Linked DNA regions of Homo sapiens: region 1 is linked to region 2. Evidence: read pairs that join two places in POLR2A ChIA-PET (ENCODE). Cell type or tissue: Panc1. All regions are shown on one strand.

Region 1 (4,000 bases), 350 kb before region 2:
TGCCTTTCCCATAATTATTTCTGGGCTATTGGGTTGAGCTAACTTTGGAAGACATTAGATTATAGTTTAAATGGTAATAGGCTGTCCCCCAAACTCAACCACTTTTGTAAAGCTAATGAGAGTCCCTTAGGCTGTGGGGAGGAGCGGAGACTGAATCCTACTAGGGGGCAGACATAAAAGTTTGATAGCCGTTATTCCTGAGGTTAAACAATTCACAACTTCCCCAATTACTCCTGCAAATAACAACACTATTGTAGGACCCTAAAATTGGCCTTTTGACACATCTTTTCAGGTTTTTTGCATGTCTGATACCCATGGCTCCACCTGGACCCACCTGAATCCACCAATCCTCCTCCTGTGGCCCCATCCAGAAGCAATTCAGCATGCAGGAGGACAGCTTCAACTGTCTATGATTTTGTCTTTGCCCAACCAGTCAGCAGCAAGCCTAGCCACCTCCACACTTTGAAAACCTTCTAACATACACCGGGCATGGTGGTGCACACCTGTAATCCCAGCACTTTGGGAGGCCGAGGCAGGTGGATCACAAGGTCAGGAGTTCAAGACCAGCCTGGCCAAGACGGTGAAACCCCATGTCTACTAAAAATACAAAAATTAGCAGGGCGTGGTGGTGGGTGCCTGTAATTCCAGCTACTCGGGAGGCTGAAGCAGTAGAATTGCTTGAACCTGAGAGGCAGAGGTTGCATTGAGCCGAGATTGCACCACTGCACTCCAACTTGGGCGACACAGTCAGCCTCTGTCTCAGAAAAAACAAAAACAAGAACAAAACTTCTAACTTATGAGCTTTGAAGGAGAACGACTTGAATACGAACTCCATCTCCTACATGGCATGACTAGTCTTGTGTCTGTCAATGAAAAGAGTCAAACTCTAAAATATTTGAAGAGATTTATTCTGAGCCAAATATGAGTGACCAATGGCCCATGACATTGCCCTTAGGAGATCCTGAGGACATGTGCCCAAGGTAGGGCACAGCTTGGTTTTATACATTTTAGGAAGACAGGAGACATCAATCAGTACATGTAAGATGTACGTTGATTTGGTTCAGAAAGGTGGCACAACTCAAAGTGGGAGCTTCCAGGTGATAGGCGGATAAGAGACAAAAGGTTGCATTCTTTTGGATCTTTGATCAGCCTTTCACTGAATACACAATTTATATATGGTGGTGGGGTAGAGGAATAGTCATTTGGTTAGCAGCAGCAAATCCATACAGTTCTGCAGCAACCTTAATTCTTGCCTCCTTAGAAGAAAGAAATCGACTGAGGGGAAAAGGCAAAGAGAGAGATTGAGGCAAGTTTCAGAGCAGGAGAGAAAGTTTATTAAAAAGTTTTAGAGCAGGAATAAGGGGAAGTGAAGTACTTGAATGCACTTTATATTCTTTTTTTTTTTTGAGACGGAGTCTCATTCTGTCACCCAGGCTAGAGTGCAGTGGCGTGATCTCGGCTCACTGCAAGCTCTGCCTCCCTGGTTCACAACATTCTCCTGCCTCAGCCTCCCCAGCAGCTGGGACTACAGGTGCACGCTGCCACACCCAGCTAATTTTTTTGTATTTTTAGTAGAGACGGGTTTTCACCATGTTAGCCAGGATGGTCTCGATCTTCTGACCTCGTGATCTGCCAGGCTCGGCCTCCCAGTGTGCTTTATATTCTTGACCTTGAAAGAGGGCCAAGTGGGTAACTTAAGAGATTCAAGTGCATGGTTTAACCTTTGACTTGGGGTTTGCAAGTTGGCATGCTTCTGGGGTCTTTCGTTACTTCCTTCACAATTTGCCCACAAGGAAATTCTGGGGTCTTTTGTTATTTCATTTAACCTTTGACTTGGGGTTTGCAAGTTGGCATGCTTCTGGGGTCTTTCGTTATTTCTCCCCTGTTTCTTCCCTTGGGTTGGGCTGTCTACATGTGCAGGGATCTGCCAGCACTTGGGAGGGGCTGGGGCTGCATGCTCAGTGTGTTTACTGAAATTGTGCACATGCTCACTTGAGGCATTGTTTCCCTACCAGTCAAGTGTTCTAGAAGAAGTTCATATACCAGTTAAACTCTGCCATTTTGCCTCTTAGTGCACATGCTTGAGCCCACTTGTCCAACTCCTGAGATCTTACTTGGAAGGTGCTGATTACCAATTTCAGGTATTTCTATTGGGAGATGGCCCTTCCCTGGCATTGGCTTCAACCAATTATCATTTTAGGGACGGTTTAACAACTGCCTGACCATCACCTGATGGTTGCCTGGTAGGAGAGGAGGCCCTCTCCTGCCCTGTTCATGTCTAACTACCTACTCTAACAATTTATGCCTTAGTCTGTCTCAGTGAATCGGCAGTTTTACATGAACGATAGGGCAGAGGAAGCAACCAGATAGGCATTTGTCTCAGGCGAGTAGAGTTATGACTTTCTGTCCTGTACTGGTGAAGACAAGCTATCAGTTTATGTTGCTAGGGTAAAATTCAACAGAACTGTTTTTAGGGTAAAGATATTGAGGCCCACAAGGAATTTCCTTATGGACAAATTGTGAAGGAAGTATGTAGCTTTTTTTTTTTTTTTTTTTTTATCTTTGTAGTTATCTCATTTAGGAATAAAATGGGAGCAGGTTTGCCTGATGCAGTTCCCAGCTTGACTTTTCCCTTTGGCTTAGTGACTTGGGGGTCCCAAGATTTATTTTCCTTCCATGTGTCTATTAAAATTTTCTGTACCACAATGGCATGGTCTTTGTGCAGTGGGCAGGAAAAAACCCTTGGGCAGTTACAAAGCTAGCCATTCTGACAGGCTGGAAAGCATAGCCTCCAACCAGAAGCCACAGGCACTTTGTGGGAGGGAAGACTAAGACAAAAATTGTTGCTGAATGAGGTGTCCAAATACACATATTCGATAAGCTATAGGAGGAGTCATGAATATTCATGAAAGGGAAAATATGCACATGTGCAATTGAGCCTCGTGCCTTTCCATGAATCATATGTACAAAAAATGGTGGTGTTAGCGTGATCCATGGGTGGAGTTTTTGGCCTTCTTGTGTCAAAAGGTGAGGTAGAGGACATGAAAACCCGCACTGCCCTTCCTCTGTGATTGGGCCAAAACTGGACTGGAGATAGAGGTCAATTTTTAGAAAGGGTTGCCTTGTGAAACTGGCGAGCTGTCACATTGAAACTGCAAAGAGGGAGGGGGAGTCGAGCAGTGGCTTCAGATGATTGGCTAAAGGCAATAAAGGAATGTGTCCTCTATTTCTTGTTTTCCAGAGCTGGTTTCTGCTTACTCCTTAGGAAAGAATTCTGGTTAAAGATTAATAAGGAAGGGGTGTGTCTGACTTTACATTCCATCGTGGCCGGGCACTCAGTTTTTAAGGTTTCCCTGGGGTCCCCGTGGCCAAGAGGGGGTATATTATGTTCAGTTGCTTGTGGGGCTTAGGATTTTATTTTTATTTCTCAGACGTTGTCTCCAGATGGAGACACACTGAGTTTGAAAAATCAATTTTTAGTTGCTAGAGAGCCCTTGTGATGTCAGATGTCTGAATCTTTAAGGCTGATGATGTTCCAGGGTGATGCGCGTATTTTTTGAGTGGGTCAATTAAGACTCTAAGCCTGACAAAATAAAAAGGGCCTGGGAAAGCATTTCTTGTCCCTTGGACTTGGACCATGGCTCTCTGACTCTAAAGTATCTTGGTTTTGTTGCTGCAGGAAGAAAAGAAGCTGTCTCCTTTGAAATCCAGAATTCACATATTCTAATTGCCTGTTCTGACTCTAAACTGAAACCTGTGGCTGCCTGTTGTTAGGTGGTTTCAGCCTTAGTTTGTGTTGTGCTGAACTGAAAGCAGACATAGGCTCTGTGGACAGAACTCAGATTCTGGGATCCTTGCAAATCACTGCTCTGTGGAGCCCTAATTTATAAAATCGTCATGGATACTTTTTGGGCTTTTCTGGACTATTTGGATTTTTCTCTGATTAGGCCATCTGAAATCCAGTTGCTGATTACATATTTATGATTGTAGGAGAGGAAAA
Region 2 (4,000 bases):
TCTTTATTGAATTCTCCAAAGCACTCAACCTAGTTTTCTTAGAAATAAAATCTGTCTTTTCTCTGTATTTGTATTTCATTAATTTATGCAATATTCAATCAAATTACATATGAATATCACAACACTAATGAGCATAAACAGATTTGGAAGCAACTTAGATATTGATAAGCCTAAAATTCAACAAGAGGGAATTGAAGTGGGAAGAGTATTTAACATGGTTGGATGCCATCCAGGATATTTTATAGACGGATCAGGGAGAATCAGTTAATCCAGCCAGATCAGTTGGAAATTACTTAAGAAGGTTTATATAATTGAGGATTATATTAGAAATATATCAGAAAACATGACTTTGATACATACTATTTCAGTCTTTAAATATTCCAGAATTTACCTAAGGAATCCTACATCATATTGATAATGAAATATCATGTGTACAATATTTTCCTTTATTTTTGATTATTTTCTCAGGGTATTTTCGTATAAATTAATTGCTATCTTAGCAAGTATAAACAGTGGGTTGGGGGGAGGGGGGAGGGATAGCATTGGGAGATATACCTAATGCTAGATGACGAGTTAGTGGGTGCAGTGCACCAGCATGGCACATGTATACATATGTAACTAACCTGCAGATTGTGCATGTGTACCCTAAAACTTAAAGTATAATAATAAGAAAAAAAAGTTAAAAAAAATTTTTTTTCAAATTTTTGACTCATATATCCAAATGTATTTCTTAAAAGTTTGTAACAATTTACATTCACTTCTTAAATTAAAATAAAACAAAGCAAAACCGAAAAAGCAATAGACAAAAATCCTTGACAGTTTGATGTGCAAAGCATATTTTGTTCATTTTAATTTACATTTTAGGTTTTAAAATTATGAACAAAGATTTCAATTCATAGAGCAAATTGATTGTGTTTAGCAGGTTATAATAAAGCCAGGACGCCATTCTTTATTCGTGTTGGAGAAGATTTAAGTGTAAATGGGTTTAAGTATAAATGGGTTGGGTTATAGGGGAGATTTTTCCATAACGGTTATTAAAATCTGGACATGAAGCACAGGGAGACTGGTAGAATCTTTTCACAAACAGGACCCATCCTGTTTTACAGCTTGAGTGCTGGAAGCCTGGGAGGACAACCATGAAACATACTACAGTCCTTTTTTGTTCTATTAATCTATCACATGAACCCATGTGCTATTTTCCTTTTTTCAACTCTACTCAAAGTTGAAGAAATGTTTGCACAATTGCATTTTGCTTAGCTTCTAATTTACCAGTGTTTGAAGGATTTGTGATCTGAAATTAGTTTGCCCTTCAAAGTATTGATTTAAAAAAAAAAGCTGTTGGTTTCTGCCTGTTGCTTTTCTTATTCGTCTAGTTATTCAGCTGCAAAATGCAAATATATTTTGCAGGCTTCAGTGCCAGGACAGCTTTCTTAGAGACCTTCTGATTGAAGGGAAGTGCTGAGACATATCCCTTAAGAGGAGAAGTCTCTTGCTTTCAGAGTTCCACTATTGTTATGGTAGATCCTAATCAGTTTTGACATGATAAGCTTTCATATTCACAAATGAGTCATTTTTGCTTAGAAAAAAATGGAGCCAAATAGACCAGTCTTCTCATTTCAGAGGTGCATGTCACTTGTAAATTAAATTTATCCATAACCACATCAAATAAGCGTGATAAATATAAATAAAACTCATCTTTGGAAAATAATTTCATAGTTGTTTTTCTCTCAGTTATGTTATATAATATAGGGGAACCAAAAACTGTAAAATTATTATAGTCATGATTACTATGTGCTACTCCTAACTGTGACTTTCACTGTAATCTCTGGATGTTTTGTGTAACATACCTGGAGGACAGGGCTTATGGCAGAATTGGCCATCATGATGCAGGCCTTCCAAGTTCTGAGTCTCAACTGTAGTAACAGTCTTCCTCAATTCCAATCCCTTGGAGTTGATGTCAGTCACTTGGGCATTAACACTTTTGGACGATAATCTAGCAACAGACGTAAGAACCTGTAAAATAAAAGCATGAAGAGAATTTTATTGATTTCTGAAGTAAGCAACGTGGTAAACAAGTGTAACCCACCCAAAATTGGCAGTATCTGCTGTGCACAGGCAAAGACAATGTGAGGGCTCCACTGTCTTTCAGATTTCTCTCTCCAAGAAAGCAGCAGGTCACTTGTATAGCAGTTTGGATCTCAGGTTCTTCAAACCACACTAGAAACAGCACCATGAATGATAGAAGCCAGGTGTTCTAAGGTGAACAGGGCCTCCCACTTACTGCCCTGTGTTTGTGGGTAAAATCACTTACATTCTCCAAGTCTCAGTTTCTTTATCTATAAGTGGAAATAACCTCTTCCTCACAGGCTTGTTGTGAAAATACGTGGAATAATGCACTTAAAGCTGTTAGCACAGAACCTGGCACATAACAAATACATGCCCAATAAGTGTGCTACTTTTATTATTAAAGTTTCAGTGAGGGGGAGCATAGTGGAGAAGGAAAGAGAAATTTCAAAACAACTGTGGTTTGAACCCCAGGTCTGCCACCAAAGATGCATATCTGAGAAAGGCAAAGAGACAGAGGGAGAGAGAGAGTCCCCTACGGGTATAGTGCCCTGCCCTCCTTGATATACTAAATTCACCCAATATTTAGGAGACAGTATTATGAGAAGGGCCACAATTCCTGGTTTAAATCATCAAGTACCCAGGTGACAGATTACACAGAGTGCGAGAAATGATTTGTCCAATAATTCACAGTTAAGAGTGGCTAACAAGAGACTCAGGACCAGGACTTCTGGCCCAAATCTGGGCTGTTTCATATTTGTAGAATAGTTTCCTAAATATTTTACTCCATCTAGGTATGCAAACAACTCCATTTGTTTTAAGACAATTATTGGCAAGAAGCCTGCAAAGAACCTTCAAAACAAATGGATACTGGGGAAAGGGGAGGTGTTTGGCAAGAATTCGCTAAGAACCAGAATCCAGCCCCAAGACCTCCAGTCTGGGAAAACTGTAGCAAGACCCCTAAAGCCAGGGCTCTTGCTGGCGGGGAAGGCAAAACTTGCCAGCCCTGCCCTGAAGCTTGGGAAGAAGCTGAGTTTGTGTTCCCCTCCCTCCAGTTTGGGCACTGAATTTCTCAGAACAGCCGTTACCATGACTGCAACCTCTCGCAGGGGTGAGGAAATGGAATGCACAGACAAATAGTTAGAAGCTGGAAGTCATCCTAAGCTAGAATCTGTGCATTTGCTCCCTTTGAACCTCTCAGAAACAGGGACACATGAAATTTGTTCTTTGTATCCGATGACAAGAACCTGAGAGAACAATTGGATATTCACCCATTGCCTGCAGCATCAGTGAGGAAGAATCACTTTTCATAGCCAACCAGGTTACAGAGTAGAAGAAATGATGCAAGAATTAGCAGACACAGAAGATAATGACTGAAACTCTGCCCTAGCACCATGGCAGTCTGAAAGGATCTCCACACTTTCTCAGGAATAGTCAGCCCTCGGATCTAGCATGACGGTTACAAATAGAGCAACAGCTCAATGACCGAATTAAACTAACTACTGGAAGAAATATAGACCCCCATTCAGGCTTATTCCAGTGTCAGTGTGGCAAATGGCCTTGATGAGCTAGGATCTGAAAAGGAACCAAAAGAAGGAAGAAAAAAACCCCACAGACAAAATAAAAGCATATTACCTTCTTACCCCCTGTTTTTATTGAAGTTCAAAGCAAACAGGAAAAGACTTTTAAAAAGAAGCACAAAAAAAAAAAAAAAGGCATTCAGTGGTGAGAAATGACAGCCCTCAGCATGGCAAGAATGAGTAGACAGATGCCTGGAACAGTCAGTGAGAATTCTCAATTTTGAGCACAGCATCACACTGCAAACGGTTTGTTGTGATTTAGAGAGACAAAAGCAAGCTTTAGAGTCATCACAGTGAAGAGGGTTTTACTTTGTTTTTGTTGTTGTTGTTTTGTTTTGTTTTGTTTTAGACGGAGT

The links. ChIA-PET counts read pairs that join two places held together with the same protein. Peaks named below come from ENCODE experiments on the same cell type or tissue, not always from the same donor. Only the 100,000 strongest peaks of a DNase experiment are listed, where the experiment ranks them.
Region 1: POLR2A ChIA-PET joins it to region 2 with 8 read pairs; 3 of 35 experiments call an interaction of 5 or more read pairs at or near these places.

The regions. Positions count from the first base shown.
Region 1 is chr10:89,351,347-89,355,346 of GRCh38, reverse strand. It overlaps a transcript of LIPA not described here. Among named protein-coding and RNA genes, the nearest start is that of IFIT1B, 25 kb to the left of the region's middle. RefSeq lists an enhancer at 3,615-3,714. In Panc1, no CTCF peak of the experiment used is centred here; no DNase peak of the experiment used is centred here; H3K4me3 peaks cover 781 bases; H3K27ac peaks cover 1,891 bases.
Region 2 is chr10:89,001,042-89,005,041 of GRCh38, reverse strand. FAS (Fas cell surface death receptor) reads right to left here. Exons shown (of 9, transcript NM_000043.6): 2 at 1,848-2,013. Among named protein-coding and RNA genes, the nearest start is that of FAS-AS1, 10 kb to the right of the region's middle. In Panc1, no CTCF peak of the experiment used is centred here; no DNase peak of the experiment used is centred here; H3K4me3 peaks cover 34 bases.